Regions from separate parts of the Homo sapiens genome. Here region 2 is linked to region 1. Evidence: chromatin loops called from intact Hi-C (ENCODE). Cell type or tissue: heart right ventricle. All regions are shown on one strand.

Region 1 (2,500 bases):
CAAATTTTATTTGTGCATTTTTACTTTGAGTCCTGGTGGCTCTGATAAAAAATATAACAGTGTTTTTTAATCTCACTGTTAAAATATAATGTATATATGTATGTATATATAAATGTATATATAATATACATTATATTTTAACAGTGAGCTAAAAGAACACCGGACTTGGAATCAGACCAACTGGATCCTGAAATTAAGATTTGATTTTACCAGTTCCATGACCTTGGCTAATTAATTGACTTAACTTCTGTGCCTCAGTGTTCTGGTCTCTAAAATGGGCATAATAATATCTGCCCTGACACGCTCTCTGGTTTGCTGTGAAGTGTACATACAGGCCAGGCATCGTGGCTCATGCCTATAATCCCAGCACTTTGGGAAGCCGAGGCAGGTGGATCACTTGAGGCTAGGAGTTCAAGACCAGCCTGGCCAACATGGCAAAACCCCGTCTCTACTAAAAATACAAAAATTAGCCGGGTGTGATGGTGCACACCTGAAATCCCAGCTACTCAAGAGGCTGAGACATGAGAATCGCTTGGATCTGGGAGGTGGAGGTTGCAGTGAGCTGAGATGGCGACAGAATAAGACTGTCTTAAAAAAAAAAGCGTATATACATCACAATACTTGGGTGTATTTTGTAGGCCTTAAAATGCATGCTGTCACAATTTGGCTTTTGTTTTCTTGTGGGTAATTTTAAGGATGAGCTAAATGAAAGAGGCAGTTGGGTCTGGATGTGGAAAGATCCTTGGCACCCTGTCTTGTCGGGGAACAAGGTCAAGTGCATGAGGAGCTGGGATCCATGAGACCCATTGGCCGCCCCCCACCTCCGATTTCTCGTACTAATGGATGTCTATGTTTCCACTCAGAATTCTCCTTCATTTGTCAGGTACAAGGCCAAGATACCAAAATAGCACTTGTGTAGGACTGAAACTATTACTGCTCAATTGTTTCTGGGCCTTATTTTTTTCACACAGCTCCACCACTCTCAAAGTGTCTGTGGACGTGTGGAGGATGTAACGCAGACCGAGTGACGGTGCTCAGAAACCATCCAAACATTACGCATCGAGACAAGAATTTTAGAGATGTTTCAGGGAGTGGGCGCGCGTCCCGACTTCCCTGGCAAGCCGACTGCCCAATGCTGCAACATCAGTGAGGGCGCAGACCTTCTCTGAATGCTGAGGGTCACCAGCTTGTGCAGGAAAGGTAGGCTATGAGGGCAGATGTTTAACTTTAAAGGGAGCATTTAGAATACCAGCCTGTACATGCAGGTGGATGCCATTGTTTAGCAGTTAGAAATTCATCAGTTACACTAAGCAGCAAACTTTTTCATAGATATAGAGGGGTTTTCTAATAGACATGGCCATTGAGTTTCATGTGCTTGAAAGAACTGCATCTAAATCATGCTGGAAACACTGAAAATGTCACTTTGAGAGGACACAGTGACCCTGCAGGACAGGCTTAGACTTTAGAGCCAACCCCTCTACCCCATTCCAGCATTTCTTGTTGTGTTATCCTCAACAAGTCCTAACCTTCTAGGTGTCAGTCGCCTCATCTTCATAGCGGGAGAAATTATACTGAACTTAAAGGGTTGTTGTAAGGAGTTAAGATAATGTGTGAAAATAGCTGAGCCCAGGCCCAGTGGTGGTAAGAATTCTACCTGGAATCTTTTGTTATTAAAAAAGTAAAACAGTACATATGGTGTTTAGGATTTAGCATTATAAGCTCTTGTCAGAATTTTTTCCCTTCTTATATGGAAGATGATGGACAGACTCAGTTGAACTTCTGTAATTGTGTTTACTGGGTATCAGAGCTGATTTCCCCTTGTGGGGCGGTTATCTTAGAAATTAAACTTAATAAAAATAGTAGAATTTGTGATCTGTGCCAGGAAGTGGGCTGCATATTCTACATGTATAAACAATCAATATTCCAAACAACCTTAGGTCATTGTCCCCACTTTGAAGATGAGGGCACTGGATCTGGAAGAGTTTGGGTCACCTGGCCAAGGCCACACAGAGATGTGAATGGAGGTCTTTAGGATAGCAGAGACCACATTCTTAGTCACTAAAGTACACTGAGTTTACTCAAAAGCAGATTGTTACTGTAACCTCATATCTCAGGGTGGTTAAGGTTGTTATGGTTACACAGGGCATAGGGGAAGGCTTTGGGGAGATGGCAAGGGGAGCGAGAACTGTTGATTTTGTGGGACACAGCCATGGTCATTTTGCTCCTTGTCTCCCAGTGCTCAGTGGCCACCAACCTCAGCAGATGCCCTGTCCTGGAACCACCTCCCTCCCATTTAGTGCATGTTAATCTCCAAACCCACCATCTCTTGCCTCACTTTTGGGGTGTCATCTTGCTCTTTGAGCCTGAATGAGCTCTAGTTATCTTGAAGCCAAGCTCCAGTCTGGGGAGGGTGCGTGCAGAGCCCTCTGCTCCCCTCCTCATCTTCCACCTCCCTTCAGTCTCTCTAAAATATACACCCTTGGGTCACCCCCACCTGTGC
Region 2 (2,500 bases), 190 kb after region 1:
CTGCCATCAGATATGAACATGGAGTTGGCGCTGAGGGCTGGAGCCCCAGAAGCTGGCTGGGAACTGGGATGGGCTTGTTTTGGGGAATGACTTTCCTGCAGGGATTTTTCTCTCACTGCCCTCAGGCTGGCCCAGCACAGAGCTCAGCTTCCAGCATCCACGTGCCCTGCTTACTACCCAGAAAGGCTGCAGGGCATCAGCGTGTTGCTACTTCTGAGAGCCTGGGAAAAGAAGTTACGTACTCAGGAGGGGGACTTCTTCCTCAGGAAATCCTGGTGCCAGGTCTGCCTCTAGCCCCAGACTGCTGTGTTCATCCCCTGACCATTCCCACATGGCATGGACACATGTGCCCAGGATGGCATGCATATCTGTCCATTTCCACACCAACACAAGCTGCACTACATGAGCTTTCTCCTGTTGTCCTCTAGTGATTTCATAGCTAGTCCTGCAGGAGAATTCAGTTCCAGATCCCCAAACAATGAGGCATTCACCTAAAGTTGGTGCACTTTTCCTCGGGGAGCAAACATCAGTGGCTGCCAACCCTGAAAATCACAGAGATCTGTACGAGGGGGCCTGTACAAGTGAGCCTAGAAGGGCTGTGACACCTTGCTGTGCACTGTGAGCTGTTCCGTTCATGCCCAGCTTCTGGATGCTGCTCTGAGGTGGCTTCCGCCTGCAGAGCAAGGGTTCTGAGCCCAGCATGCTTCAGCCACAACTCTTCCTTTCCCCTCTCCTGGCCCTGCTTCTGGCATGCCATAGAGAGGTCATTCACATACTTGCTGACTAGAAGGGTTCATACAAGATGTTTGGCATAGTTCTCATTTGAAAAGAACACATTGCCAAAATCAAACACCAAGGGAAAAATAAGTTGTTGTTTAACGGCTGTTTTTCTGGCATCCTAGGAACTACTGTATGATTTTTATAATGGCCCAGTCACTTTATCAGCTGATGTGCTGCTTATTTGTAAGTCATAAGGCATCAGCCTGGGGAACCCAGTGCCCTTCAGACACAGTGACTCAGGTTTGAGCCGACGGCAGGGACGTTATCGAAGGTCCACGGTTGGGCTATTTTTATGATTGCATTCAGTACTAATAGGGCTTTTGGAGTGTACACAGCCATGTGCTCATTGTTGAACTATACAAGATAAGATCCTTGTCCCAAGGAGCTTACTGCCTGACTTTTGCAAAAACCAGATGGCAGAAAATGGTTTCCCTCTGCCCATCAGCAATGATTGAGGGGGTGGAGATGAGAAGCGGTGCAGTCAATTCATAACTCTCCTGGGGTGGGACCTTTGCTTTGGCATTTATCCCATGTGATGTTTTAATCATGGACTATCCTTCCCCATCATCTGCTATTCCATAAGCTGCATCTCCAGGGAGCTCTGAGAATTCAAGCTTATTTGAATATCAACTTAATTAAAGCATCATTAGATCATAAAGCACCATACATAGACACACACATTATGCACATAAACATTTGCAAAAATATCATGGATTTTGAAACTAGCCATAAATGACTTTTGGACTGCCAGTGGGGACATGAGGAAGGAAATGAAAATTGTACCTACTGTGGTGGGTCATATCCGAATCATATGCTGTGATGCTGGATTATGAAGTGCCAGCCGCGATGCCCCAGCAGATCAATTGGGTCTCTGGGACAGTTTCTGCCTGGGTCTGCCTCAGCTGGGAAATGTCCAGCAGAGCACTGTGAATAGGCCCCCACAACCTGCACATCAGTGCCTCTGGCCCCAGAGGAGCTTCCCGGCACCTGGGCATGTCAGTGACCTTATTTCAGGATAGCCCCCTAAGTCTTCAAGCCATTTGCAACTGCATGGGTTTACTTGAAGGCCAAAAATCTATTTCCTATGACATGTGAACAGTCTTACCAAAGGTGCACACACTGGTTAAACCCTGGATGAGCAAGTGTATTTACTCAGCACTTGCTTTGCCTTCATCTGGGCTCTCCGAAAGCAGATTCTTAGGCTGGGATTTGAGTGGGAGCACCAGCCAGGTGGTGAGGAGGGAAGCTAATGTAGGGTGTGGTACGCTACCATGGTATAGCAGTGTAGGTTACTGCTGTGAGCAGCTGAGGCGCCATCCCACTGGGGACATCTGGGAGATGGTGTAGGATGCATCTAGAGCTCTCCCTCCCTAGTGGCAAGGAAGCCAGGACATTGAAACATGAAGTCTTCTTCACCTTTGGCTCAGGGTTAGTCCAGGGACATCAACCCCCAGGCATTGCCTGCCCTGCCCTATCTGCAGGCTCAGCAGATCCCTTAACCAAAAAAGTCCCCAGTGTGGAGACCTGCAGTTGCTGGTGGTGAGGGTCACCAGTATGGCAACGGTAGGGGCCAAGGGACCCTGATGTAGGCAGGGACCCAACAGGGTCTGCCATAGGTTTCCTTCTTTCCTTCCTTCTTTTAAGTGTAAGGAACTCCTTTGAGAGAAGTTGGAGGTATGTACACATTTTCCCAGTGAATGGAGCCAATATTGAGACATCT

The links. Peaks named below come from ENCODE experiments on the same cell type or tissue, not always from the same donor. Only the 100,000 strongest peaks of a DNase experiment are listed, where the experiment ranks them.
Region 2: a loop joins it to region 1, with 4 times the contacts of the local background. A loop is called at or near these places in 21 of 110 quality-filtered maps.

The regions. Positions count from the first base shown.
Region 1 is chr18:22,276,905-22,279,404 of GRCh38, forward strand. No RefSeq gene overlaps it. Among named protein-coding and RNA genes, the nearest start is that of GATA6, 110 kb to the left of the region's middle. In heart right ventricle, no CTCF peak of the experiment used is centred here; a DNase peak (open chromatin) is centred at 1,057; H3K27ac peaks cover 2,500 bases.
Region 2 is chr18:22,470,943-22,473,442 of GRCh38, forward strand. LOC124904260 (a long non-coding RNA gene) reads right to left here. Exons shown (of 3, transcript XR_007066305.1): 1 at 1-2,500. Among named protein-coding and RNA genes, the nearest start is that of CTAGE1, 54 kb to the left of the region's middle. RefSeq lists an enhancer at 1-1,999. In heart right ventricle, no CTCF peak of the experiment used is centred here; DNase peaks (open chromatin) are centred at 663 and 1,029; H3K27ac peaks cover 2,162 bases.